Linked DNA regions of Homo sapiens: region 1 is linked to region 2. A link is a loop called in an ENCODE intact Hi-C map of the cell type or tissue named here. Cell type or tissue: PC-3. All regions are shown on one strand. Links, peaks and the distances in the headings refer to the core of each region. The heading gives the core; the rest is flanking DNA. Region 1 overlaps XDH (xanthine dehydrogenase). Region 2 has its middle 21 kb from the start of XDH.

The links. Hi-C counts contacts between places; a loop is a spot of excess contacts. Peaks named below come from ENCODE experiments on the same cell type or tissue, not always from the same donor. Only the 100,000 strongest peaks of a DNase experiment are listed, where the experiment ranks them.
Region 1: it touches region 2 in a loop (7-fold over the local background); 5 of 110 quality-filtered maps call a loop at or near these places.

Annotation. Positions count from the first base shown.
Region 1 is chr2:31,379,423-31,394,844 of GRCh38, reverse strand. XDH (xanthine dehydrogenase) reads left to right here. Exons shown (of 36, transcript NM_000379.4): 7 at 6,550-6,618; 8 at 6,948-7,034; 9 at 8,290-8,431; 10 at 10,998-11,090; 11 at 11,693-11,844; 12 at 13,119-13,212; 13 at 14,869-14,978. Among named protein-coding and RNA genes, the nearest start is that of XDH, 28 kb to the left of the region's middle. RefSeq lists an enhancer at 11,277-11,818. In PC-3, for the core only: no CTCF peak of the experiment used is centred there; DNase peaks (open chromatin) are centred at 9,894, 10,284 and 10,894; H3K4me3 peaks cover 860 bases; H3K27ac peaks cover 2,368 bases.
Region 2 is chr2:31,428,300-31,443,721 of GRCh38, reverse strand. No RefSeq gene overlaps it. Among named protein-coding and RNA genes, the nearest start is that of XDH, 21 kb to the right of the region's middle. RefSeq lists an enhancer at 12,887-14,086. In PC-3, for the core only: a CTCF peak has its summit at 8,611; no DNase peak of the experiment used is centred there.

The DNA.
Region 1 (15,422 bases), core at 8,717-11,216, 50 kb after region 2:
AGACTACCTTCGGTGGGCTCATTAGTAGACTGGACATGGCTGAGAAAAGAATCTCTGAGCTTGAGGATATGACAATGCAAACTTTCAAAACCAAAAAACAGAGAAAAGGAAGTGAATGAAAACAAACAGAAACAAATAAGAACTGTGTGATAACTACAAAAGATGTAACATATGTGTAACGAGAATATCAGCAGTAAAAGAAGAAAAAGAGAAAGGAAAAGAAGCAATATTTGAAACAAAAATGACTGAGAATTTCCCAAAATTAATGTCAGATTTTAAACCACAGAGTCAGGAAATTCAGAGAACACAAACCAGGATAAGTACCAAAACCCAAAACCAAACAAAAACTATACCAAGGCATGTGATATTCAAACTTCAAAAAATCAAAGGTAAAGAAAAATGACTTGAAAGAAGCCAAAGGAAAACACCCCTCACCTATAGAAGAGCAAATATAAAATTATATCTGACTTTTCCCAGAAACCATGCAAGCAAGAGGCATGGAGAGAAATACTTAAAGTATTGAAAGAAAAAACCAAAGCACCTAAAATTCTGTAACCTCCGTAAGTATCCTTCAAAAGCGAGTGAGAAATATTTTCTCAAACAAAACTTGAGATAATTTGTTGCCAGTAGACCCATCTTGTAAGAAATATTAAAAGAAGTTCTTTAAAGAGAAGGAAAATGATGTAGGCCAGAAACTCAGATCTACATAAAGGAAGAGCATGAGAGAATGAACAAGTAAAGGTAAAATAAAAATTTTTATTTTTCTTAATCTTAATTGGTCTAACAGATAGCAATTTGTTCAAGACAATCATAGCAACCATGCATTTGTTTATGTGTGCATATGTATATATATATGTGCTTGTGTATAAGTAAAATGAATGACAACAATGATAAAATAAACAAGAGGGAAAAATTAGAAATATTTTGTTATTATAAGATACAATCACTACCTGTAAAGCGGTGTAGTGTTATTTAAAAGTGGACTTGGATTAGTTAAAAATGTATACTGCAAACTCTAGGGCAACTACCAGAAAAAAAAAAAAAGAAAAAAGGAAGTATAATTGATACTTTATGAAAGGAAAGGAGATGAAATTATATATAATGCTCAGTTCAAACCACAAAAGTCAGAAAATGAGTGAAAGACAAAACTAGAAACAAAGAATAAGGACGACAAATAGAAAACAATAACAAATATGGTAGATACTAATCCAACTATATCAATGATTACCTTAAATGTCAGTGATCTAAATACACCATTTAAAAGACAGAGATTGTTAGAGTAGATGAAAATAACAAGACCCAACTATATGTTGTCTACAAGAAACCTACTTTAAATGAAAAGACACAGATAGATTAAAACTAAGTAGATAAAGAAAGGTGGACCATGATATACTAATCGAAAGAAAGTGGAAGTAGCATATTAATTTTGGACAGAGCAAACAGTTATCAGAGAAAAAGAGGGGCATTAAAAATAATAAAGGAATCAATACTCCAAGAAGATATAACAGTCCTTAATGTGTGTGCACCTAACAACAGAGCTTCAAAATACATGAGGCAAATCTGGTGGAACTGCAGAGACAAATAGATGAATCCATTATTATATGTGAAGACTTCAACACCCTTATATCAGAAATGGACAGCACCAGGCCAAAAATCAGTAAGGACATAGTTGGACTCAACGGCACCATCAATTAATTGGATATAATTGACATTTATAGACTACTTTAGCCAACAACAGCAGAAAAGACATTTTTCTCAAGCTCACGTGGAGCATTCACCTAGATGGACCACATTCTGTGCTATGAAACACACATTTACAAATTTAAATTGCATGAATAGAGATCATACAATGTCTGCTTTCAAACCAAAATGAAATTAAACTAGATATCGATAACAGAAAGATAGCTGGAAAACCCCCAAATGCTTGAAGATTAAACAACACAATTCAAAAGAACACATGGTCAAAAAGAAAATCTCAAGGGAAATTTTAAAATATTTTGAATTAAATGAAATTGAAAATACAGCTTATCAAAATTTGCAAGATGCAGTGAAAACAATGCTTAGAGGGAAATTTATAGTATTGAATGCATATATTAGAAAGGAAGATTAAAAATCAATAATCCACCAGGCACGACGGCTCATGCCTGTAATCCCAGCACTTTGGGAGGATGAGGCGGGCGGATCACGAGGTCAGGAGTTCAAGACCAGCCTGACCAACATGGTGAAACCCTGTTTCTACTAAAAATACAAAAATTAGCCAGGCATGGTGGCACACACCTGTAATCCCAGCTACTCAGGAGGCTGAAGCAGGAGAATCACTTGAACCCAGGAAGTGGAGGTTGCAGTGAGCCAAGATTGCGCCATTGCACTCCAGCCTGGGTGACAGAGTGAGACTCCATTTCAAATAAATAAATAAATAAATAAATAATAAAAATAAAATACAAATAAAATCAGCAATCTGGGCTCCCACTTTAGAAAACTAGAAAAAAAAAGGCAAATTAAATTCAAAGTAAGCTGAAGAAAAATAAAATTTGGAGCAAAAATCAATTTCATTGAAAACAGACAATCAATAGAGAAAATCAACATAACTGAAATTTGGGTCCTTAAAAAGATCAATGAAATTAATAAGCCTCTGGCCAGGCTAACTAAGAAAAAAAAGAGAAGATCCAAGTTACTAATATCAAAATAAAAAGATCTCACTATAGAGCTCATGTACATTAAATGGATAATGAAGGAATATTAAGAACAACTCTATGCTCATATACTTGATAACCTAGATGAAATAAAACAATTCCTTGAAAGATGTAAGCTACCAAAACTCATACAAAAAGTAGATAATCTGAATAGGCCTATAACTATTGAAGAAATTGAATCATTAATTAATAACCTTTAACACAGAAAGCACCAGGCCCAGATAGATTCACTGGTAAATCCTATCAAACATTTAAAAAAGAAATTATGTCAATTCTCCACAATCTCTTCCAGAAGATAGAATCAGAGGCAATACAAAAGTTAATCACTTTCATATGTAACAGCAATGTATAAGTGGAACTTGAAATTCAAAACACATTATCATTTACGTTTTACATTAATACTCTCCAACAAATGTAATACTTAGGTATGAATCTAAAAAGTGTGTACAAGATTTATGTGAGAAAAACTACAAAACTCTGATGAACAAAATCAAAGAACTAAACAAATGGAGAGATATTTCTTTTTCATGAATAAGGAGACTGAATATGTCAAGATGTCAGTTGTTCCCAACTGTAGACTCAATGCAATCCCAATCAAAATCCCAGTAAATTATTTTGTGGCTATCAACAAATTGATCCTAAGGTTTATATGGAGAAGAACAAGATCCAGAATAGCCAACTCAATATTGAAGGAGAATAGAGAACAAAGTCAGAGGACTGACACTACCCAATTTCAAGATTTACTACAAAGCTGCAGTTATCAAGACAGTGTAGTATGGACACTGTCCATACTACAAAAAGAATGGACAAAAGAATGGACAAAGAGATCAATGGAACAGAATAGAGAGCCCAGAAATAGACCAACATAAATACAGTCAACTGATGTTTCACAAAGAAGAAAAGGCGATACGATGGAGCAAAGATTGTCTTTTTAATAAATGGTGCTGCAACAGTTGGACATTCACATACAAAAAAAAATGAATCTAAACACAGACCTTATACACTTCTCAAAATTAACTCAAAATGAATCATAAACCTAAGTGTAAAGCAATAAAACTCCTAGAAGATGACATAGGAGAAAACCTAGATGACCTTGGAATGATGATGACTTTTTAGATGCAACACCAAAGGCATGATCCATAAAAGAAATAATTATAAGCTGGACTTCATTAAAATTTAATAACGATGAATGAGGAGACAAGCGGTACACTGGGAGAAAAATATTTGCAAAAGACACATCTTGTAAAGTACTTATCCAAATATACAAAGAACTTATAAAACTCAGCAATAAGACAATGAACAACTAAATTAAAAAATGGGTAAAAGACCTGCACAGCTACCTCACCAAAGAAGGTATATGGATGGCCAGTAAGCATATAAGTTCGACATCATATGCCATTAGGGAATTGCAAATTGAAAGAACAGTGAAATACCACCACAGGTCTATTAGAATGGTCAAATCCAAAACACTGACAACATCAGATTCTGGTGAGGATGTGGGGCAACAGGAACTCTCATTCATTGCTGGTGAGAATGCAAACTGCACAACCACTGTGGAAGACAATTTGGCAGTTTCTTACAAAACTGAACATGTCTTATCATGCACCTCAGTGATCACACACCTTGGAACTGACTCAAAGGAATTTAAAACTTATTGCCACATGAAAACCTGCACAGGCATGCTTACAACAACCTTACTCATAATTGCCAAAACTTAGATGCAACCAAGATGTCCTTCAGTAGGTGAATAAACTGTAGAACATCCAAATAATGGAATGTTAATTCAGTGCCAAAATGAAAGGAGCTATCAAGCTATGAAAAGACATAGACAAACCTTAATTGCTACTACTAAGTGAAAGAAATCAATCTTTAGAAGCTACATATTGTATGATATCTATTCTATGAAATTCTAGAAAAGACAAAACCATGGAGGCAGTAAAAAGACTAGTGGTTGCCAGTGATTAGGGGAAACAGAGGGATGAATAGTCAGGGTACAGAGGTTTTTTAGGGCAGTATAACTCTTTCTGTAAGATATCATAAGGGTCAACACCTGTAATCATGCATTTGTCAAAACCAATGGAATGTACAACACCAAGAGTGAACCTTCATGTAAATTAATGGACTTTGGGTGATAATGATGTGTCAATGTGGGTCCATCAGTTGTAACAAATATGCCACTTTTGAGGATACTGAAGTGAGAAAGGTTGTGCGTGTATGTTGGGATAGGGGTATTTGGGAATTCTCTACATCTTCCACTCAGTTTTTTCTGTGAACCTTAAACCACTCTAAAAAAAAAACTTTTTTTTTTAAAGGCACCAGTGCAGAAGCCTTAGCCTATTTAGTAAAGTAGGAATCTCAGGAGGGTGGGGATGAGAAAATGTAGTCTTATCCAACCTCAATAGACCTTGAGGGCAGTGATGCATTACTGTACATCACAGTAATTTATGTCATTAACACACCAATGAATTATCAAGAAAATAGATCTAAGTAATAATGCACTGGCACTTTGTCTGGAAAAGGCGCTTCTGTGAAATATGTCCTTCCTCAGAGGGCCAGGTGAGTGGGATGCAGGACTTTCACTTCAGGTAGGCCAGGGCATTTCCCTACATCACTCCTTCTCCAAGAAGAAAGGTGAGAAAAGGCACTAAGAAACCTCTCTTTCTTCCTTTCTTTCTTTCTAAATATAGAGGGGAAGTGCAAGGTGGCTGGCTGGGGGGAGGCTCAGAATGGACGGAGCAGGTCTGGTGTCCAGTGCTGGAGCTGTGAATGCAGGAAGAGTCTGCACACGGAGCAGCGTGTCCAGGTGGTGGGGTGGGTGGGGTGTTTCTCTCCTGATGCCACTGCCTGCCTGCTTACAACTTCTCCAAGGTCACACCTCCAGCATCCCATGAGTGCTTTCTTGCAGAAGACAACGAGTTGTGAAACAGACTCTGGAAAATGCCAGCATGGCATGGTGTCTCCTGTGGCTGACTTGCAGAAGGACTGCTCCCAGCCTGCTTTTTCAGGAATTGACTACCCGATAAAAGTGCCTGAGGCAGAACCTATGAGTTTCCCCTACTTTTTCATCTCAGCACAACTCCAGGACTCTGTCTTCTGAAGCCCTGAGCTGCAGATCAGTCAGCTGAGTGCGCCCCTCTGCCACCCTGCAGTGCCTCGGTGCTGGGTGGTAGTGATTCTAGACTCTGTGTGTGCTCTGCCACTGGTATCCTAAGAGGTCCTGAGCAAGTCTTTTCCCAGAGATGCTGGGTGGTCTGACCTGCATACTTCTCCAGAACAGGCCCACAGTGAGGAGTGAAGGGTGTTTACCTTTCTGGGAAGAAGTGCCTAATAAGCAGTAGGGAGGCCATTGGGCACACTGGCTGGACACAGTGCTGGGCTCAGCACCCGTCTTGGACATCCTTTGGCAGGGTCCTGCAGAGAGCCCAGCCTGGGAGACACCAGCCACGCCCCTAGAACCTTGCTGATCTGGAAGTCAAGCCTCTTGAGTCTTGAGAGAGCCAATGGGAATATCCCTCATAGACGCTTCCTGAGGAAGCAGCACTGAAGAAGAGAAATGGGCATAAGGGATAGGTTTTGATAAAGTAGGACCTAGCTTTTATGGAGAAAAGTTCCTGAAATTCAGTGGCCTTGTTGCTCCTATTTGTTTATCCATGAGTTGTTTAATCTACGTTAGCCAAGCAAGAGGGAATGTAGCGGAGGCCTCCACTCTGGGCAACAGGCAGGCAGGATGCCCCTGCTGTTGATGCTGGGACAGGCGTCAGAGCTGGAGTGTTCTGGATATTAGTAATCTAGATTCCTTAGCTTCTGCAAATACTCTTTGTAAATACCCTTGTGCAGATGTTCATCATCTCTCTAGGATGGTGGATGCTGTGGAGGAGATGGGAATAATCCAAATTGCTGCATGAACCAGAAGAAAGACCACTCAGTAAGTGAGTTCTTCTCCCCCTGGAAGCCTGGGGGTAATCTGAGACTTAGAGGAGTCAGTGCACGAGCTCCATGTCCCTGGCGGTGGGGGCTGGAAGAGGAACCTACGGTGAGTCGGTGATGGCAGACTGTGGGGATGGTGATGGTGCACGTTAGCCCCGGGTCCTGTAACTGAGACTCTCTCATTCCTGCCTCCCAGGGATTACCTGCTCCTCTTGCAGCCTGCAGGGGGCTGGGAATGAGCTTGCTGGAAGGAAAGGCTGAATTGGTCCTCTTGGGTGTTTGAAAGGAGGAGATACTGCATCACCTACCTGTTCTCTTTCCCCATAGGTCAGCCTCTCGCCATCTTTATTCAAACCAGAGGAGTTCACGCCCCTGGATCCAACCCAGGAGCCCATTTTTCCCCCAGAGTTGCTGGTAGGTGATGCCTCAGGGACAGATCCAGCCGGGTCTGTACTGTGAGTCCCTGGAAACCTGCTTTATTTTCATACCCACTGGGAACTTTGTGTCTTTCTTGTCCTTTATGTTTCAGCTTAAATTTCCCTTCCATTTTCTGACACTCCCCTAGGTTGAGTCTCTGCTATGTGTACCCACAGCCCCTGCACTTCAGTTCATGTGTGTCACAGTTACAGTTATTAATTTGATGTCTGTGTTCCTTGCTAAATGACAAGCCCCATGAGGATAGGGACTGGCTCTCTAGGCACACTGTGTAGTGTAGCAGGTTCACTATAACCATTTGTTGATCTCCTGCCTATATCTAATACATAAGCACTCCAAGAAACGTATTCCCTCTATAAGCAATCCATTTATTTAAAACAAAACAAAACAAAACAAAAAACGAGAGCTCTCTTCAAAGGACATGATCTGCAGCTCACAGCTCTGTCTTAAGGAAACCCCCTCACACCCACTTTATCACCATCACTCTAATATTTATGGCAACGAAAGAATCAAGCCACTCGGAGTTTTTGAAGTGCACACTTCTCAGAGTTTTGAGCTATGAAAACTACCTTGTAGCTTCAACAGGCCAGAGAGAATGGCTTTGCAGCAGGCCACCAGCAGATCTTTCTCTGGACTGTGAAACTTTGAAAATACTGGCAGTTCGATTTGAGGGCTTCGTTCTCAGCCCAGTGTCTTCCTGCAAGCACTAAAGCCAGCCTTCCTAGGCATCCCCTTATAACAAACTCCTTCCTTCCTTCCTTCCTTCCTTCCTTCCTTCCTTCCTTCCTTCCTTCCTTCCTTTCTTCCCTCCCTCCCTCCCTCCCTCTCTCCCTCCCTCCCTCCCTCTCTCCCTCCCTCCCTCCCTTCTCATGCCTTGTCCATGGTGCCCCCTGGAGATATTATGGGGCACTGCAAGGAATCTGGCTTTCAGCCAGGTCTGTTGGGGACCCCTCATGGCAGGTGACCTTCAGCAGGTCCCATAACCTCCTTGACCCTCAGGATCTTCTTTCACTGGTGAAAATGAGGCTCATAATGCCTCCTTCATGGAAGTCTTGTAAAGACTAGTCCCAATGGAGTTCCTGCCTCTGAACATATTACTTCCCCTTGCTTCTTCCTGTTAGATATTTTCATTCTGAATGTCAGTAAAACATCCCATTGAGGACTTAAAGCAATTTATAAGAGGAATGACAGTAGGAAGAGGGAGACAGTGTAGTAAGAAAACTGCATTTCCCAGAGGCTGAAAGACACTCCTCGGAAGCAGCTGCGATTTGAAGGGGAGCGTGTGACGTGGATACAGGCCTCAACCCTCAAGGAGCTGCTGGACCTCAAGGCTCAGCACCCTGACGCCAAGCTGGTCGTGGGGAACACGGAGATTGGTAAGGGCCAGGGAGGCTGCCCTGGGGCTGCCAGGGGGTCTGGGGGTGTTTCTAGGTCCTCTTGCCCATCCTCACCTCCCCCTGACTTTACTTGCCTCTGCACCCTATCCCTCTGCCCCACTGACTACCTGGAGCCCACTGGAAATCCCTGGACACTCCAGTTCCTGCAAAGGCCCCTAGCTGTGGAGTCCCACAGGCCTGGCTCAGCCCCTTGCTGGATGTGTGACCTCAGAAAAGTTGCTTGTCCTCATCTACCCTCATTTTCTGTTTTTTATATGGGGATACTAACAACTCCTTGAAGGATTGTTTTGGGTGTGAAATGAGATCCTTGCATGTAGTTGACTTCTCTCCACAAACATTTACAGAGCACCGAGCATGAGCCAGGTACTCTGGAAGGGGCTTGGGATACAAAGCTCAATTGGACATGGTTCCTTGCCTTCAAGGGCCTTCTAGTCTAAGGGAGGAGGAACTAATTTAAGCAAAGTGTCTAGGCCAGTGGCTGATGGACACTAGAGGTTCCATAAATGTCGCTTTTGACCCCACCACCCCACTTTTTCTGGGGGAGGATGTGATAAGGTAAAGAAGAGGAGAGCTCCAGGTGTGACTGTGTTTGTGTTGCCTATGACCATGGCCACCTGCCCTGTCAGTGCTACCACCTAGGACGTGAGGCCTGGAATAGTTGAACAGGCTGGGAGACTCAGAATATGCACCTCTCAGCCCCAGTGCTGTAAGAGATGGGGAGAGGTTCCCAGGTCCCTGCTAATCTCTGTCGATTTCTAAACCTGGCATGGCCTATTTCTACTTTGCTGGATCCCAAGCCTAGTGAGGATCTAAGGAGGAGACCGTGGGACAGCTGAGGACCTCTGCTGTGGAGGGGCATGCTCTCCTTCTAAGCAGTCAGGTCCTGGCTCTGGTTCCTGAAGGAGCTGCCAAGCCCTGAGTTCTGGTTGGCTCCTCAGCCACAGAGAGGAGAGCCTGGCTTGGGTCAGTGCTGATGGAGTCAGAATGGACGCCTCCCTCGTGCGCACATATACATAAGATAGAGTCCCCAACTGTGGTTTTGTGACACACTGAGGCAGCAGGGTGGGCTGAGACACACCTCAAGAAATGTGATCTTGATGGCCATGGCTCAACAGGACTCATGGCTCATGTAGCTCAGGTGTAGCTTGATTTAAGGTGGCTGGGGGAATCTTAGGAGGTCCTTCTTTTTTTTTCCTCAAAGACAGGGTCTCACTCTGTTGCCCAGGCTGAAATACAGTGGTGCAATGTCACCATAGCTCACCTCAAACTCATGGGCTCATGTGGTCCCCCACCCCAGCCTCAAGGGGATCATTTCACACTTGCATGCTCCCTGCCATGAGCCATCCAATGTCCTGGGCCCAGTTGGATTCCAAGAGAAATGAATAACAAAGATTACCTAAGTTCCACAATTAGAAATGATTTCTCAAGACCATTTCCTTCTGCGCCACTCCCTTCTCTCTTATACATACCCCAATAGCATAGTCACCTCCAGTCAACGCAGAGTGTTGGGGGAAGGCAGACAAAGAGAAAACCTTAGTAACGTAGAACTTGCTGCTTCAATCTGTGTTCTTTGTCCTGGAAGCTGATATTCAAAAGGGGCTGGTATTCAGGTGCTTCTAGGATTTCTGAAGGGAGCTTTGAAGATTCTGGAATCTGGGGATCCACAAAGCCTAGGGCCCCCTTCAGAAATCCTAAACAGCACCTGGGGGGAAGGGGGGGCAAAGAGGTCACAGGTATTTCTTTTTTAACCTTTTCCATCTATACACTGTTGGCAGGGCTGGGAGAGGTGCTGAGCCAACTGGGTCTAAGGAACAGAGGCACACTTGTTTAACAGAGGCTTCTGACTCATTTAGTCAGGAAGGCCAGAAACCACACACAGATGTGTGGCCCCGCAAAGCCAGACAACTTGAAGAACTCAGGCAGATAGTGGGAACTGGAGGACAGATTTGAAGTTTTCCCTCCCATTTTCCTTTTTTGTTTTAATGTTAAACTTTCATGTTTTTATTACGATTATACCCCAACACGAATAATCATTCCAGTACTGAAATTTGGTTATTCTTAGCTGTGTGATTTGGGCAAGAAACTTAACTTTTCTGTGCCTCAGCTTCTTCATCTATAAACAGAAAAATCATAGTACCTCATAGGGTTGTTGTGAGCATTAATTAAGTTAAAATAGGGAAAGTGCTTAGAAGGGTTCCTGACATACCTTAATTTCCTGTGTTTTCTAATGTACACAAACACACACACACACACACACACACACACACACACACTAGAGTGAATTCAAACTCATTTCATTTGAATTCAGGTAGGTTTTTTGAGAGGGAAAGAAAGACCTAGTTTTGGGCTGACAGTCCAAAGACTGCATCTAATCCCACCCCTGGTCTACTGAGTTTCCTATTCCCAGACACCTACAGTCACCAGAGAGCATATTATGATTGTGGATATGTCATATATCCTGTGTGTAATGGTGAGAAAAGCTGCTAAGGCCTGCCCTGGTGATACAACAATGGGCCTACAACTTCAGCTTCTTGTTTCTCTCTAGGCATTGAGATGAAGTTCAAGAATATGCTGTTTCCTATGATTGTCTGCCCAGCCTGGATCCCTGAGCTGAATTCGGTAGAACATGGACCCGACGGTAAGAGGAGGTTCACTCCAAGCTTATGGAGGGGCTGTGAGGCTGGGGATAGGTTACAAGGTGGGTGGCAGGTATCAGGGTGGTCTCCCCACTGGCTCTGGCTGCCCCCTGCTTCTCCTGGGGCTCACCTTGCACAGGGAAAGGCGGGAGGAGACCCCATTCATTGCTGAAACATCCATGGTAGGGTGCCAGTGGGCAAGAGGCTGCGGGATCTTCAATCATTTTTCTCAATTCTGGCTACACATTAGAATCACTCATGCGGGGGTGGGGAGGTGGGGATTGTGCCTGAGTGCTTTTAAAAAGAATGCTAGGACTTCACCTTCAGAGATTCTGATTTTAATGAGTTGAGAACTACTGGTTTAGAGGAAAGAGCATTGGTTGTAGGATCAAGAGGCCCAAGCTTGAGTACTGGCTCTTTTATTAGCTGTGTGGCATTGGTTAGGTCACTCAACCACTCTGGGCCCTCATTTCCTCATCCATGGAAAGCTGTGAGTCCTGATTCAGCCTTGCTCCAGTTGCTGGAAAGCTTCAGAGGAGCTGTGCATGAAAGCCTCTTCTGAACTGTGGGAAGAATTGCTGTGATTCCGAACGTGCGTTCCCAGGTATCTCCTTTGGAGCTGCTTGCCCCCTGAGCATTGTGGAAAAAACCCTGGTGGATGCTGTTGCTAAGCTTCCTGCCCAAAAGACAGAGGTGTTCAGAGGGGTCCTGGAGCAGCTGCGCTGGTTTGCTGGGAAGCAAGTCAAGTCTGTGGCGGTGAGTCGCTCTCAGAAGCAAGCGAGGCCCGTAGGATGGAGCTTTCATCTGAAAGCAGGGCAGCCAGACTCTCACTGTGTCAGTGCAGTGGGCCTCAAACTTTAGCGCTTAGAGTTGCCTGGGAGGAGCAGTGCTTGTTAAAGTGCAGATTCCTGGGCCCCACCCTCAGAGATTCTGATACATGGGTCTGGGATGTAGCCCAGCTCTTCAGGTGCTTCTGATGAAGGTGGTCTGTGGGGCACCCTGGGAAATGCACTCCACGACTCATAGGCTTCATTCTGTGGTTGCAGAGATGAGGCTTCCTGCCTCCCTCCCCCTTCCTGAGCTTGGCTGAGCCAAACAGTAGGTGAACAAGAGATATGGATATGCTAGGGAGAAGTCAGAATTGAGAGGGGAATTTCCTTTCAGAGCTATAGGGAGAACCAGAGACAGAGCCCTCCCACAGAGGGAGGAATACACCTGTTGATTATTCAGTCAGCCTTCAGACAAGTCCCCACATTCCCAGTTTGCAAATGGTGGCATTCGAACACCCTATGCCAATGGAAGCTCTTCACAACAGTTTATGGTGTCGGAAGAAAAGCTATCTCTTCCATTTTTAAATTGTTTTTTTAAATTAAAACAAAACAGCCTACTCCTATTCCTCCCAGCCCCCACCCCAAGTACCTGTCACTTCTGATTATAGATAAGGAAACATAAACTGTAGATAAGGAAACATAAACTCAAAAACTCTGCTGAGTTCCCTAGTTCTGCTAAAATCTATTTCCAGGAAGAATTGTATTTTCATCGTGCAACTGATTTTCTTCCTGTTTTCTAATAACGAGAACCCTGTATCTGATTCTTCTTACATTTTTTTTGCCAAGTTACCAGGAAGTTCAGATCCAAATAGAGCAAATTGTTCAACCTTAAGTCTTCCTCCTCTCTTTCCTTGATCTTTATCTTCTATTTTACTAAGTCTATATGGCCTCTGTGATAAATCACCTCAATCCTTTCGGGAAAAGGTTGGGTGAAATCATCAATCAAACACACACACTTAAAGGGGCTTGCCTGCTAAAATTTTAGAGTGGGGATCCAATCTCAAGTATTCTGATTTCAAATTTTGCGCATTTTTCAGAATGCCGAAGTTCTCACTATGCTGGTATTGTGACTACAGTAGGCACAGGACCTCAGGGGTTTGCCTGCAGCAGGTGTCACCTGGCTGGTATGTTCAGGAGCCTGCTACGTGAGCAGGGGTTTCCTGGGGTGGGCTCTCACTGCATGCTCTCTGCTTGTTTTAGTCCGTTGGAGGGAACATCATCACTGCCAGCCCCATCTCCGACCTCAACCCCGTGTTCATGGCCAGTGGGGCCAAGCTGACACTTGTGTCCAGAGGTGAGCTGCCTGAAGCAGAGGTCCAGGAAGAAGGACTTGGGGGAGAAAAGTCTCACCAGATAGGTCATTTTCTGGAGAAACAGAGCTCAAAGTTCAGTGACCCAGCTTTCCCTGTGATTTGGATCCAGGGAAGCATGGAGAATGTACCTGGTTTGGTGGACGGGAAAGCTGGATATTTTCTCTGTAGAGAATTCACAGCAGGAACTGCTACCTGCATGCCTTACCTAGTGGGGTACTGGGGCTGGGATGCACTGGCTCACCACAGCCTGCTGTTGGATCTTCAGGAATTCTGTGAACCATTTGTGAAACACAGTTATTAATAAAAATCAGGCCAAGTGCGGTAGTGCGGTGGCTTATGCCTGTAATCCCAGCACTTTGAGAGGCTGAGGCAGGAGGATTACTTGAGGTCAGGAGTTCAAGACCAGCCTGGCCAACATGGTGAAACCCCATGTCTACTAAAAACACTAAAATTAGCTGGGTGTGGTGGTGTGTGCCTTTAGTCCCAGTTCCTTGAGAGGCTGAGTCAAGAGAATCACTTGAACCTGGGAAGCGGAGGTTGCAGTGAGCCGAGATCTCACCACTGCACTCCAGCCTGGGTGACAGAGTGAGACCCTGTCTCAAAAAATAAAAATAAAAATAAAATTGTATAAAATTACAATGAAATAAATTATATTCAAAACAAAAGGAATAAATACTCAAAATTCATCACTTCGTAAGTACTTCATTTTGCTGTTATCAGTGCTCCTGGAGTTATTTGCATCTGTTCTGTCTGTACGGTGGAAATGCTCTACAATTATGTGCTCCAGTGCATCTCTGCCTTGTCAGAGGGTCCCCAAGACCACCCCGGCTCTGATATTCACTGAGAGGATTCAGCATGCCGTCATATTCCTGGCTATGACTTATTATAGCAGGAGGATGCAAAATCAGCAAAGGGAAAAGATACATGGGAGCAAAGTCTGGAGGAACCAGGTCCAATCTTCCAGAGACTTCTCCCAGTGGAGCCACACAGTGCATGCTTAATTCCTCCAGCAATAAGTTGTGACAACACAAGTGATGCCTTGCCTACCAGGAAAGCTTGTTAGAGGCTCAGCGACAGAGGTTTTCTTGGGAGCTCATCACATAGGCAGCCTCTACTAGCATGTGCCTAAAGTCTGGACTCCCAGAAGGAAAGCAGGGGTTCAGCATAAACTATTGATTGTACAGATAATTTAGGCGCAGTGAGCTGCTCCATCATGGAGCACTGGGAACCCTTCTGAAGTACAAGTTCCCAAGGGCCAGCCTTGTAAGCAACCCCTACAGAGGACAGCAGTCCGGGTTGCTGTGCTAACTCTTTCCTGCCTTCTTCCCAGCTTCACATTCAGTGATGCAACTTTGGTGGCCTGGAAGTATTTACACCACAGAAATTGGCAAATGCTATAAACCAGGGCTTTTCCCCCTACACGGAACTGGTTGTTAAAGATTCACCAGCACACCATTGCTTAAGGATGCTTAAGGATTTCAGAGAGAGGATTTGGCCCCAATTGTGCCAGTCATTTGCTCTGACTGTGGGCATTGGAGACCAGCATGAAGAATCCCACTGATGGTTATCCTTTCTCCCCATGGGGGGTTCCCAGCCTTTCCCTCACTTTGGCTCCTCTTCATCTTGCTTCTGTACAGGCACCAGGAGAACTGTCCAGATGGACCACACCTTCTTCCCTGGCTACAGAAAGACCCTGCTGAGCCCGGAGGAGATACTGCTCTCCATAGAGATCCCCTACAGCAGGGAGGTGAGATGTTGGAAGTGGTTCCAGGCTCTGCTCAAATAAGTCCTATTGCCAGGCTCTAGACAAAGAGATCAGAATCTGCTTCAGGGACCAACCTGAGCATCTCTCAACCTTTACATTGATGATTTTTCTCTCTGAACTTTGCCTCTGTTGAACCAACCATACTCCTTTCTGGACAATGAGAAGTTGCAGGATAGGAGTCCACATGGCATGGACTGTGGAACCAGATAGCTAGAAACTTGGTCCTGAGTGAGCCATTTCACCTTTCTGAGCCCCAATTCCCTTATCTGTAAAATGGGCACCATGTCACTTACTATACGGGTTATTGTGAGGACTGAAAATAAACAATTCATAAGGTTCCTGGTGATGCCTAGAAGCCAGTGGAGATGACCAGCAGCTAAGAACAGAATTCCAAGAACACATCTAGCTGTCGAGGATTCCTGCCCA
Region 2 (15,422 bases), core at 7,203-9,702:
GATCCTGGTGACATGAGTTTGCCTATGTAACAAACCTTCATGTGTACCTCCAAACCTAAAATAAAAGTTTAAAAACTAAAAATAAAAAACAAAATAAAATAAATGAGTAAAGATTTACTTCTTCCAAGAGCTTACATACTACCTTATTGAGGAATGTAGATTGTATAAAACATACTCGAATTCATTAACTCCTTTGTTGCATCCTCAAGGACACTATAAAGTAGATAAGGTAGATTTTTAAAGATGGAAGTCCCAGATAAGATTGAATATTTATTGATTAACTAATTCTGTTATTGGATCATATTCCAGGCACCATGAGATACAGTTTGGATATTTGTCCCCACCCAAATCTCACGTTGAATTGTAATCTCCAATGCAAGAGGTGGGGCTGATGGGAGGTGTTTGGGTCGGGGGGTGGATCTCTCATGACTTGGTATTGTCTTCACAATAGTGAGTGACTTCCCACAAGATCTGGTCATTTAAAAGTATGTGGCAACAATCCCTGCGCAATTTCTCTCTCTTGCTCCTGCTTTCACCATATGATACGCCTACTCCCTGTTTGCCTTCCACCATGATTTTAAGCTTCCTGAGGCCCCCCTAGAAGCTGAGCATATGTTGGCACCATGCTGCTTGTAAAGCCTGCAGGACCATGAGCCAGTTAAACCTCTTTTCTTTATTTAAAAAAAACTACAACTTTTTGTTTTGTTGAACTTTTGTATTCTTGTTTTATGTTAATTTCATTTATTTATGCTCCAATCTTTATTATTATTGTTCTTTTTCTAATTTTCAGTTTGGGTTGCTCTTGTTTGTCTAGTTCTTTAAGATGCATCATTAGATTATTCATTTGAAGTTTTTCCTCTTTTTTTGATTTAGGCACTTACAGCTATAAACTTCCCTCTTGGTGCTGATTTTGCTATATCTGATAGGCTTTTGTATGTTGTATTTGCATTATCATTTGTTTCAAGAAAATTTTCAATTTCCATCTTAATTTCTCCATTGAACCACTGGTCATTCAGGAGCATATTGTTTAATTTCCATGTGTTTGTATAGTTTCCAAAATTCCTCATTACTAATTTCCAGTTTTATTCCATTGTGGTCAGAGAATGTGCCTGATATTGTTTCAATTTTGTTGAATGTTTTAAGACTTGTTCTGTGACCTAACATGTGTTCTATCCATGTGCTGAGGAACAGAATGCGTATTCTGCAGCTTTTGGATGAAATGTTCTGTAAATATCTACAGGGCTATTTTATCTGTAGTGCAAATTAAATCTAGTATTTCTTTGTCGATTTTCTGCTTGGAAGCTTTTTCCAATGCTTAAAGTGGGGTGTTGTGGTTTCCACCTATATTATGGTATTAAAAAGGCCTATCTCTCTCTTTAGCTCTAATAATATTTGCTTTATAAATCTGGGTACTCCAGTGTTGGCTGCATATATATTTAAAGTTGTTATATGCTCTTGCTGAATTGCCCCTTTTGTTATCATATAGTTGCACACAGTGTTTATATCTCTCATACTCACAGAATACTTTTCTTAACACAGCAACAGTTATGTTCTTTTGCCACACTTTTGTCACTGGGTTTCTGATAAATTGTTCTTAGAAAAGGCGAAAATTTTAAAAGCTCAGCTATTTCAGAAGTGAACAGAACATTTAAATGAAACAAAGTGAAATTTCAAAAACACCTATAAGTGGTAACATTCAAAGACAATCAATAAAATAATTGAAGTAGAGTGTAAAACTTCCAGACCAAACATGCCACGAATGGAATATTTTTAAAAATGAGAAAAGTCATAGAAAAAAAACAGAGTAGAATGGTAGAAACAAGCCCAAATATTTTAATAATCAGTAAAGTGAAAATGAGTTAAACATGCCAGTTAAAATAGACTTAGACTGGATTTGAAAACAGTAATACAAAATTCTGCCCGTGCTTTTATAAAAACATGCCTGAAACTTAAAGTCCTGAAAAGGTTAAAAGTAAAAAGGCTAGAAAAAAGATGAAATACCTAAATCCTAAACAAAAAACGCTGACAACAAGATATTAATCTCAGATAAAATAGACTTTAAGACATAAAGCATCTTTAGGAGTAAATAGGTCTCTAAGTAATGCTTAAAAAGCTTAAGTACCTAAAAGCTACCTTAACATATTTCAAAAATATAAAGCAAAAATTGATAAGGTACCTAGAATTACCATGAGAAATGAGCACATTCAGCATCAGAATGGAGGATTTTAATTTTAAAAAGTTAAATTATTGAGAGGTGAAACAGACAAATATTAGGGTGTGGTTAGGATTAACTGATAATGTGTGTCATTTAGCTTTTTAATTTGATAGAATGCCTATTTAGTGCTAGACACTATTCCAGACTTCGGGTCAGAGTGGTGACATACAGATATGGTCCCTGATCTCATGGGACTGACAGTCCAGGTCCTAGGGCTGATGGAGAAGGATGTTCACAACACCCCCTCACCATGACATGGAATTTGGAGGTATAGCTTAGTGGTTAAGTTTGCACACTTTGAATGGAGATCTTGTTGGGCCTTGTCTCTAGCATACAGGAATTGCATGGTTTGAGATGATCATTTAATCTCTGGCCACTCATCTATAAAGTGGATGCAATGCCTATCTCCAAGTGCTGGTGAATAATACTATGTAGGGTATTTGAAGCTCTTAGCACAATGCTTGGCATTAACTCTCAGTAGTTGGTCACACTTATCATCACCTGTCATTTTGCTAAATCTTTGAATCAACAGTTGCTGCTGAACCAGATGGTCGAGCTTTAATAACACCGTGATTCATAAGTAATGATATTTTGTGGATGAGTATTGAATGAGTCAATCTATTTTCCCACAAATCCTAATTTTCCAGTTTTTTATTCTTTTTAGCCAGCTTCATAGTTTTGCATATTTGGGACTTGTGGTTGGTGAAACTGAATGCTATGGTTGCTTTCTGTTTTTTTTTTTTTTTTTTTTTTTTTTTAAGATGGAATCTTACTCTGTCGCCTAGGCTGGAGTGCAGTGTGCAGTGACACGATCTCGGCTCACTGCAACCTCCACCTCCCGGGTTCAAGTGATTCCCCTGCCTCAGCCTCCCGAGTAGCTGGGATTATAGGCACCTGCCACCGCACCCAGCTAATTGTTTTGTATTTTTAGTAGAGATGGGGTTTCACCATATTGGCCAGGCTGGTTTCGAACTTCAGACCTCAAGTGATCCACCCGCCTCAGCCTCCCCAAGTGCTAGGAATACAGGTGTGAGCCACCGCGCCCTGCCTGTGGTTGCTTTTGACAGTTCTTTGTGTGCTCGGAACCTAAGAATCAGATTATGCATGTGTCTTACTTAGCATCCTGGTCAAAATGGCCACTTCCCACCCCTCTCCACATGACTAGACGTTCTAACATTACATTTGCATAAAACTCAGAATTGGAAACTACTAACTTAAAAAAACATTCTTTTATCAGTGGCTGCCCGGTTATGAGCTCCTACTTCATTTTAAGGGATCAGCACCAAATATGGCCAGGAATCAAAACAGAGACCTTAGTGCATTTCTGCCATGTGTATGTAATTCCTTTAATACACCAATAAATATTTACTAAATGCTTCTGAAATGTCATACTCTTTTTTATTTCAGAAATGGTGGAGAATAAGTTGTGATTCCTACTCTGGAGAATCTTACTGTTTAGGGGGAGGAATCAGGCAGGTATAAAAAATAATTCTGCTCCCTCTAAGAGCAAGAACAAGGCAAGGATGTCTACTCTCACCACTTCTTCTCAACATTGTTCCAAAAATTCTAATCAGTGTAATATGGTGGACATCACAGAGAAATAGAAGGCATAAATATTGGAAATAAATAGTTAAAACTCTTTATTCTCAGACTAATAAAAACAACTAGGGCAAGTGAATTTATCAATGTCATAGGGTATGAGGTCAGTATGCAAAAATCAGTTGTATTTCTATATATTAGCAATGAAGCATTGGGAAACAAAATTTACAAAGCAATACCACTTATAATAACACCAAAAATATAAAGTACTTAGGAATAAATTTAACTGAAGATCTTCAAGTCCTTTACATTGAAGATTCCATGGCATTGTGGAGATATTAAAGACCTAAGTAAATGAAGTGATATACCATGTCCATGAATTAGAAGGCTCACTGTTGTTTTTTTGTTTTTGTTTTTGTTTTTTTTTTTTTTGAGACGGAGTCTCGCTGTTGCCCATGCTGGAGTGCAGTGGCGTGATCTCGGCTCACTGCAGGCTCCGCCCCTCAGGGTTCTCGCCATTCTCCTGCCTCAGCCTCCCAACTAGCTGGGACTACAGGCGCCCGCCACCTCGCCCGGCTAATTTTTTGTATTTTTAGTAGAGATGGGGTTTCACCGTGTTAGCCAGGATGGTCTCGATCTCCTGACCTCGTGATCCACCCACCTCGGCCTCCCAAAGTGCTGGGATTACAGGCGTGAGCCACTGCGCCCGGCCGGAAGGCTCACTGTTGTTAAGATGTTAGTTCTCCCCAAATTGGTCTATAGAAATATAATATCAAACAAAATCCCAGTTGAAATTTAGAAGCTGATTTTAACACTGACATAAAAATTCAAAAGACCTAGAATATCCAAAACAATCTTGAAAAAGAACAGGGTTGGAGAACCTTTGTTTTCTAACTTCAAGACTTATAAGAAAACAGAATATTTTTGTGATCTTGGAGTAGAAAAAAATTTATTTATTTATTTTTTTATTTATTTTTATTTTTTATTTATTTATTTTTTATTTTATTATTATTATACTGTAAGTTTTAGGGTACATGTGCACAATGTGCAGGTTAGTTATATATGTATACATGTGCCATGCTGGTATGCTGCACCCATTAACTCGTCATTTAGCATTAGGTATATCTCCTAATGCTATCCCTCCCCGCTCCCCCCACCCCACAACACCCCAGAGTGTGTTGTTTCCCTTCCTGTGTCCATGTGTTCTCATTGTTCAATTCACACTTATGAGTGAGATCATGCGGTGTTTGGTTTTTTGTCCTTGTGATAGTTTACTGAGAATGATGATTTCCAATTTCATCCATGTCCCTACAAAGGACATGAACCCATCCTTTTTTATGGCTGCATAGTATTCCATGGTGTATATGTGCCACATTTTCTTAATCCAGTCTATCATTGTTGGACATTTGGGTTGGTTCCAAGTCTTTGCTATTGTGAATAGTGCCGCAATAAACATATGTGTGCATGTGTCTTTATAGCAGCATGATTTATAGTCCTTTGGGTATATAGCCAGTAATGGGATGGCTGGGTCAAATGGTATTTCTAGTTCTAGATCCCTGAGGAATCGCCGCACTGACTTCCACAATGGTTGAACTAGTTTACAGTCCCACCAACAGTGTAAAAGTGTTCCTATTTCTCCACATCCTCTCCAGCACCTGTTGTTTCCTGACTTTTTAATGATTGCCATTCTAACTGGCGTGAGATGGTATCTCATTGTGGTTTTGATTTGCATTTCTCTGATGGCCAGTGATGGTGAGCATTTTTTCATGTGTCTTTTGGCTGCATAAATGTCTTCTTTTGAGAAGCATCTGTTCATGTCCTTTGCCCACTTTTTGATGGGGTTGTTTGATTTTTTCTTGTAAATTTGTTTAAGTTTATTGTAGATTCTGGATATTAGTCCTTTGTCAGATGAGTAGGTTGCGAAAATTTTCTCCCATTTTGTAGGTTGCCTGTTAACTCTGATGGTCCCTGGGATGCAAGGCTGGTTCAATATATGCAAATCAATAAATGTAATCCAGCATATAAACAGAACCAAAGACAAAAACCACATGATTATCTCAATAGATGCAGAAAAGGCCTTTGACAAAATTCAACAACCCTTCATGCTAAAAACTCTCAATAAATTAGGTATTGATGGGACGTATCTCAAAATAATAAGAGCTATCTATGACAAACCCACAGCCAATATCATACTGAATGGGCAAAAACTGGAAGCATTCCCTTTGAAAACTGGCACAAGACAGGGATGCCCTCTCTCACCACTCCTATTCAACATAGTGTTGGAAGTTCTGGCCAGGGCAATTTGGCCGGAGAAGGAAATAAAGGGTATTCAATTAGGAAAAAAGGAAGTCATATTGTCCCTGTTTGCAGATGACATGATTGTATATCTAGAAAACCCCATTGTCTCAGCCCAAAATCTCCTTAAGCTGATAAGCAACTTCAGCAAAGTCTCAGGATACAAAATCAATGTACAAAAATCACAAGCATTCTTATACACCAATAACAGACAAACAGAGAGCCAAATCATGAGTGAACTCCCATTCACAATTGTTTCAAAGAGAATAAAATACCTAGGAATCCAACTTACAAGGGACGTGAAGGACCTCTTCAAGGAGAACTACAAACCACTGCTCAAGGAAATAAAAGAGGATACAAACAAATGGAAGAACATTCCATGCTCATGGGTAGGAAGAATCAATATCGTGAAAATGGCCATACTGCCCAAGGTAATGTATAGATTCAATGCCATCCCCATCAAGCTACCAATGCCTTTCTTCACAGAATTGGAAAAAACTACTTTAAAGTTCATATGGAACCAAAAAAGAGCCCGCATCGCCAAGTCAATCCTAAGCCAAAAGAACAAAGCTGGAGGCATCACGCTACCTGACTTCAAACTATACTGCAAGGCTACAGTAACCAAAACAGCATGGTACTGGTACCAAAACAGAGATATAGATCAATGCAACAGAACAGAGCCCTCAGAAATGAGGCCGCATATCTACAACTATCTGATCTTTGACAAACCTGACAAAAACAAGCAATGGGGAAAGGATTCCCTATTTAATAAATGGTGCTGGGAAAACTGGCTAGCCATATGTAGAAAGCTGAAACTGGATCCCTTCCTTACACCTTATACAAAAATTAATTCAAGATGGATTAAAGACTTAAACGTTAGACCTAAAACCATAAAAACCCTAGGAGAAAACCTAGGCATTACCATTCAGGACATAGGCATGGGCAAGGACTTCCTGTCTAAAACACCAAAAGCAATGGCAACAGAAGCCAAAATTGACAAATGGGATCTAATTAAACTAAAGAGCTTCTGCACACCAAAAGAAACTACCATCAGAGTGAAAAAAATTTCTTAAATAGAGTAACCATTAACCATAAAATAATTGATAAGTTGTGCTAAAACAAAATTGAAAATTTCTCATCAAGAAACATCATTAAGCAAGTGACTAGGCAAGCAACAGACTGGGAAAAGATGCTTAAGATGAATGTATACCTCAAGCAGGTACTTGAATTCAGAATATATACAGAATTTTTACAGTTCAATAATGCAAAGACAAAAATCTCAATGTAAAACAGACACTGTGCAAAAGAAGATGTAGAAATTGTTAATAAGCAATGAAAACATGTTCAAAATCAGGGAAGTAATGAAAACCACAAGACACCGCTTGACAACTACTCAAATGGTTAAAAGGAGAGATTGATGACAATAAATATTAGACAGGATGTGGAGTAGCTAAAATTCTTATATGTTGCCAGTGAGAGTATAAAATGTTATGCCCACCTTGAAAGACTACCTAGAAGTTTCTTACGAAGTTAAACACACACCTATTCTGTTACCCAGCATAACAGAAGAGTGGATAAATAAGTTGTGGTGTATTCTTACAATGCAATACTATTCAGCAATAAAAAAATGAATTACTAAATAAATGAATCTCAAAAACATGCTGAGTGAAAGAAGCCAAATACAAAAGAATAAATACTCCATGATTCCATTTATATGAAATTCTATAACAGACAGAAGTAATGCATAGTGATAGAAATAAGAACAGTAGCTGCTACTGTTGGGGGCAGGGAGTGGGGATTGATTGGAAAAGGGATGAAAGAACTCTCTGGAATGACACAAATTGTGGGGGCAAAACGAGTGTACATATTTGCCAAAAATTATTGAACTGTATACTTAAGATTTGTGCCTTTAATGGTATATAAATTTAAAAGAAGGAAATAACTCTATTAAAAGGTAGCCATTTATAATTTTACCAATGCTTAAGTAGCAAACTCAAATATCCTATTCTCCGATTACATTCTCCTTGGCCTCATGAAGCACTCCACAGTACCTTGTATTCAGGTACAAGTCAATGGACCATTACTATAGGCCCTCCCTTGCAGATACCCTCAACTCTCTCACCTCTTTCCTCCTATTACATGTGCCTGTTGCAACTCAATTCTGCATAAACCTATTCACTGCCTTTTCCATGCCTGCCTCCATGCAGTTGAAACTGTGCAACAGTCCCACAATTGGGTAGATTGATGTGACTTTTCACTTCTGTGATAACAAGTACTACTCTAGGCTCATGATTTCCAACCTCAAATGGGAAACTGGCACTGCCAGTCACCACACAGCCGAGATAAGTCCATTCTTTGACTCTCCTCAAGGAATATTTGTACATTCTCCAGTTTTCCAGCTGTATTCATCTTACCCTGTATTCCTCTCAGCTAACGACCTTGTCTCATATTAATTAAAAACAAAACACACAAACACCACCCCACCCTCACCCCAAATCCCACAGTGTACAATACAGAAACTCTACCTGTTTCTCTCCACTACCAAATTCAAACACCTGGTGGCATCACCACCCAATTTTTCTCCTTCATTACTGTTTCTGGGAAGAGATTTCATTTCCTCTGCAAAGTCAGACTCCCCATTTGTGCTCTGATCCCTCCCCCTTTTTGCCATATCAGCCGGTTTTGTTCCATCGTTAACATTTCCATCTTTACTCTCTATTGGATTTATCCAATAATTATTCAGACATTTGTACATTACCATCTTTATCCTAATCATCCCCAGCTATTGCCCCCATGCTCTGTCTCCCTTAACTGCACTTCTTGCAAGAGTTGTCTGCAGTCTCATCCTCACCTCTCATTTAATCCTCACTGTATTCAGTTTTGGTTTCTGCCTCTTCCATTTCATAGAAATGGATTTTGCGAAGGGCACTTTGTGCTGCCAAAGCCAGTGTCCTCATCGCACTGGACTTTTCTGCGGTAGTCTAGGCTGTTAAACACTTCTTTCCGGAAACATGCTTCATCTCTTGGCTTCCTTAACACCAGACCCCCAAGTTTTCTCCCAGCTTTCTGGTCTTCTCAGACTCTTTTGCCAGCAGCCCTTTCTCCCCACTACCCCAACTGAACTCTAATATTTGAGTTATTTAGGGAGCAAGCAGTCCACAATCCTCTTCTCTTCTTGCTTTAAATTTGCATTCCGCCCATTCCCATGACTTTGGATTTTACTATATACTGTGATCCTTAAACAAACATTTGTAGCCTGGACCTTTATTCCAGGCCCCAGACTCTCACTTTCAACAACTTACTCTACATTTCTATCTCAGAGGGCTCACAGAAATCTCACAATGAACATGTCCCAAGAAAAAATTTGATTCCCTTATTCCCACCCCTTCATCATTCTTTCTCTTCTGGGTGAATTGGACTTAGGAAGAACCAACTCCATCTTTCTTGCTACCTTTTTCTGACTCATTGCTCCTCCCAACATATTCTAATTCATCACAAATTGCTATCAGTTCTGCCCCTAAAACATGTCTTAAAATTATTATGCACATGTCCATGTCCATCTCCGCAGGTCCAACCCAAGTCACATCATCTTTTGCCTGACTGTTGCCTGAATAACTCCTGCCTCTCTTCAATCCACTCTCCATGTGGTAGCCAGGTAATTAAACAAATGGATATAGGACAATGTCTCATGCTCACACACAAACTCCCCCAGCCACTGAATACTATCAACGTCTTATGTCATGTAAAACACAATCTAAAACTCTTAACATGATCTCAGGCATGCTTTAGCTTTCCTCACCAACTTCCCCTTGAATTGCTTTTCTACTCACTCGCTACAGTAATTTCCCTCCTCTCATTGGTCCCTCAGGTATACCAAACTCTTGTCATCTCAGCGAGTCTGTACAACCTGTTCGCTCTGCCTGGAACATTCTTTCCACCACTTTTTGCCTGGCTAACTCTGAGTCAACTCTCAATTCCAACAATACTTCCTCAAAGTGGCCTTATTCTGTCTCTGAAAGAGTTCTGAGAGGCCAGTCTTTCCTACTGTAACCTGTAGGCCAGTTTGTATTAATAAATATATATTTATTTGTGTGTTGATTACAATAAATATATATTTATTTAATGCTAGCTTTCTCTAGAGATATTTGATCTCCACAAGGCCTGTTTTGTTTACCATTGTATATCAGTGGGTGCACTTCCTGGCCTCTAGTAGATGCTCATAATTATTTGTTGAATGAATATGAGGTACATAATGATAAGTTCTCCAACCTCAGGCCTGGATCAATTGTCTGTTTTTCTGTGTAACTGTCCCAAATCCCCTCCAGGCAGGGTGTATGGTTTACTCTGACGAAGTTCTATTCGATAGCCCTCTGTGTTTACATTTACAGTGCTAGTAATGGTAGATGTCACTAATATTCACAAATATCCCATGCCCCTCCACTTTGAGTTATAGATAGGATTATACTTTCTTGCTGTGTTAGATTAAGTTTTGCCCCCAGTATCTGCTGCCTCTGTGTGATAAGATTATTCTACTTCCCTACCTTTGCCATCAGTCTTGGCCACATGAGAGGTGGTGCCCCTCCACATAGGAGGATTATGCTTCTCTGGTATCAGATATTGACCATGAAACTCATTTTGGTCCACAAGTAGAAGTGAAGAATGCCACTCCTGAGCAGAAGCATTAGAGCTATTACATCAGCCCACAGACTTTCTTTTCTATCTATAATGAGAGTGACATTGTCTCACATAGAGGCTGCTCCTTCAGCCTGGAGCCCAGGGTATTAGATGACCACAGGATGTATGAGAGAGAAAAAAAAAATCACTATTTCTATAAATGCTTGAGACTTGGGTGATCATTCCCACAGTTTAACACAATCTAAGCTGACTGATGGACATACCTCCTTAAAGTTATCTGCAACTGGTTCTGCCAACAAAATATGAGAAGTCATATGTATCACTTCCAGGCAGGTTTAGTTTGGTTGAATCTCTCCAGGCTTGAGAAGTCAGGGCCTCTGGGCCCAAATGCAGTAAGACAGTAAAGAATCAGGAACAAAACATTAAGCATATTAGATATGTATGTCTTAGTAAAGAGAGAGAATGAGAATACAGTTATACTTTGATCCTCTAACCCAAATCCATACTGCTGGCCTTTGGGCCACTAAGCATTTTTATTGGATAGGACCTGATCTCCTGATCTGTAAGGGTCCTGAATCCCTGGATATCTTTTTTTTTTTTTTTTTTTTTTTTTGAGATGGAGTCTTGCTCTGTCGCCCAGGCTGGAGTGCAGTGGCGCAATCTCGGCTCACTGCAAGCTCTGCTTCCTGGGTTCATGCCATTCTCCTGCCTCAGCCTCCCGAGAAGCTGGGACTACAGGCACCCGCCACCACGCCCAGCTAATTTTTTTGTATTTTTAGTAGAGACTGGGTTTTATTGTGTTAGCCAGGATGGTCTCCATCTCCTGACCTTGTGATCCGCCCGTCTCGGCCTCCCAAAGTGCTGGATTCACAGGCATGAGCCACCGCACCCAGCCAGATCCCTGGATATCTGAGACCACTTAGTCCAATCTCTGAGACCACTTAGTCCACAAGTGATAGGAAGGAGTACTTACTTCCACAGTTTGGCCCAAGACAGGCCTCACAGGAGGAGTTCGTGCTCTCTCTCTCTCTCTCTGCCTGCTGGTGGTCATTGCTGTGTCTCAATGTGGGATTCAGAACCTTTTCCCTAGAAGGTGCTGAGAGAACATCATTACTTTATTGGTAGGTGCACACGGCCAGGAAGTCTTTGGGAGAGTGGCATAAAATACGTATAAAATACTGCCAAGCTCCAACTTCTGCTTTCAGAAACACTTCTTGATACTTGCTCTAATCCTGGCATTAACAAACATTGTCTTCTTACAACCACCAGGTAAGGAAACTATTACTGTCTCCATTAAATAATGGGGACATAGGGTCAGAGAGTATAAAGATCTTGCCAATGGATGCAGAGCTAGTGAGTTGTGAACCTGAGATCTACAAACATTTGAATTCTTGCTTCTTCTTCTTCTCCTCTGTCTCTCTATCCCTTCCATTCTGTATGTTACTGAAAATGCACAGACCACTACTAATCTCTAATATCTCCTTCTCTAAATCTCATCCCTAGGATCTTTTTCTTTGAAAGCTCTTCCTTCTGGTCTGGTATTGAAGGATATTTTTCAGTCTCCTGAAAATAGTTCCTTTGTGACAAAAATTAGTTCTTACAAGTGTAATGGAAGAGCTCTGAGAGGCAAGTTTTGGAGTCAAAACAGCAGAGCCTTCTTTCCCAATTCCTGTCGGTTACTCGGGCATAGGTTGTGCCAGCAAAAACAAGCTTCGGGCCCCCATAGGAAACCAGGGAGGCACAGGGCTCGGTTGGAGCTGCTGGCTCGAGACCTTCCTAGGTATCACCCAGTGTCTATCTGTGTACCACAGGTGCTGCAGAAGAGAAAAAGCCTGCTGCAGGCCCCTCTCCCCAGAACGTGTCCCAGAACTAATTGTAGGTGATGTCTCCTGAGTCAAAGAGCACACCATAATTAGGGGGACATGCTGGGGCTGCCACAGACATCCACATCTTAGACGGTGCCACCCACTGTGCCTGCTGGCTGCTGCCGTGTCTTTTCTCAAGCTGATCTACCGGCTCTTGATGGTGACTAATTGTCAGCTTGTGGTTCTGCTGGACATTTCAAGGCCTGTCATAGTTGGGCCTTGAGGAAGCTCCTGGTGGAATTTTGAATGGCACACCTGAGTTCTGTTAAGCTTTGTACAGAAGCAGTGTCTTCCCACCCTTTCCTTGCTGTTTCCTCTCTTTTCAGTGGGTGCTGACAGGAAAGGGATGGATCTCCAGGCCCTAATTGAGGGAGAAGGCGGGTTCTGTGCACGTGAAGATGAGTCTTTAATTTAGGTCAGACAAATGACTGATTTTTGCAGTTGATATCTGACTCTCACGCCTTATTCTTTAGCTCTGGAAAACTGGCCTTCACAGACACAAGTTGGTATTAATGTAGGTATTCCTTATCTGGTTCTACAAATGCTGATGCAGCGCCATGCTTCCAACACAATGTAAAAGTGAATCATAGCTGCCCCACTGCACGGCTAAGCAGTAAGGGACTTGAGTGTGAGACCTTTGCTTCCTGAAGGGGCAAAGAGGAAACCTAGGAAGAGCTTTGAGAGGGGAAAAGCAGCAAGCAGAGGGGCTTCTCCTTTCTCAGCGGGAAATGAGAGAGAGTGTCTCACTTTCCAGGGCTTTTGGTGGAGTTGGGGAAGACAAGTCCATGGTCTGGCCCATTCTCAGTGACTTCTTGCCAGCACTGACTCACCTGGCTTGTGTAGAATTAAGTTGGCATCATGCCACAGGAAACCACAAGGCCACAGAGGTGGGCAGGAGTGCCTGGCTCATCCTCCGTCTGCTAGAATTGGTTTTTTTGAACTACTTTCTGACTTCCTCCTTCATCTTCACCGAGACCGCTTTTCCCACCTGTCCCTTTCTCAGCCCTTCCTTATGGATTCATTTGTCCATTTCTGGACTGCTTCCTTCCTTTAGCAAGCATTCTTTCCAAATCCCTTCAGAAGTGTTCCTTGTGAGATAGTTTCCAGCAATCATTGCCCTCAGAGGTTGAAACCTTGAGTCACTCCCATGTGACCTCCCGTTTTCTGGAAAGTCCTAGTTCACTTAAGCCAGCATGTCCAATGATTGGGGTTTATTTAGGTGGAACTCACTTCCCTGTCCCTGGATTTTCATTGTTGATTGTTGTGGTTTTGTTTTTCACACATTGGGGATTTCCTTCCTGACTCTTCCTTCTTGGCCCCAATCCACTGCTGATTAAATCTCTGTGTGGATCCTCCACCAGGCCCTGCATCAGCTGCTCTGTCGTGAGACCCACCTGAGTGCTCAGGTCTGAACCTCAGGGATCTAGTGGAGTAGAAGGAGTGCTGATTCTAGAACTAACAAGTGGGCTTCAAGTGAAAGTTCTGCTGCTTCGTCACTCTCAGAAACTATTTCTTCAGGAGAAAATGAGACTTACAATATCACATATATGAAGCTGCCATGAATTGATGTATATAAATAAACAAGAAAACCATATTAAACCACAGTGCATGGTCATAACAATGGCGAAGAGGAAGAAAAAGGAGAAGAGTGATGAGGAGAATAAGCACAAGACGACTTTCTCTTCCGGGTGAGAGGGAAGCAACCTTAGGTAGACTGTTTGAGAAGAATCAGTGGCTTTTCTTTACTGAGCAGAAGTCATTGAGCAAGTATTTACTGACCACTACTACATGTTAATGTGGATTCAAAAACAAGTAAGATCTGGTTTCTGTGTGATATGCCATAATAGACATAGGTATAAAATAACAATGGACATGAATGAAAGACCAGTGAGTTTCCCTAGGTGTGGTTGTGTGGGGAGTCCAAGGTCATAGGCTTTTAAGAGCTGGTTGCATTTAAGCTGAGCTTTACATGATTTTATTAGGGGAAAGGGAGTTCTAGGCTGAGCAAATGACCTGGGCAAAAGCATTGAGGTGTAAAACTGGCAGTAAGTTCAGGGAGCAAAGAGTAGTCTATTGTGGCCAAAGATGGTTTGTGTGGGTGAGGTAGTGGGAAATGAGGCTGGAAGGTGGGCTGGGTCCACATGGGTCCAGATGGCACAAGCTTGTGTGCTGAGGCCAGGGCGGGTTGTGCTGGGCTCTGTGAATCCTCAGTGCCTTTGGAGTCCTTCTGTTTGCATTGCTTTGAGTTTTAGGAGGGATTTCCCCCTAAACTGTGCATCTTTGCAACTTCTCAACATCTTTCCGTCCTCCTTGATTGTATTTATTCAAGCTGTGGGAACAGTACCACTTTCCAGGCCCTCTCCCACATTTGCAGGGCTCAAGGCAAGGGTACAAATGGAAGCTCATCAGCTAGGTGTTTTCATTCTTAACAGTTGTAAACTAACTTTAAAAAATGTTAAATCAGAATTTCTATGCTCCTCACTTGACAAGTATACTTTCATAATAACCCTGAAGATCAGGTTATAATTGATCATTTTCAGACTCTCCAGAAAACTGGTTTCCCCTGTCCTCACCATACTGTCTCCCCTCCCTAACTTGACTTCTCATCCCTAGCTTTGCCCCATTCTGTGACAATCCTCTCTCAAGCACATGGGTGGATAATATGGTCCACATATCTAAGGTATGCCCACTGCCCCAGTCGTCACCCCAGGGCACCTAGAGATATACATCTTGGGAGCCAAGTGGTGGACATACCAGAAGCACAGGTCCCCTCTGCGGTGATAGGCCAAGGGAAATGGCCAGACTGGGCCTTGGGAGTGAGCTGGAGGTCACTGGGCAGGGGCCCTGATCCACGGGGAGTGCTGTAAACAGAA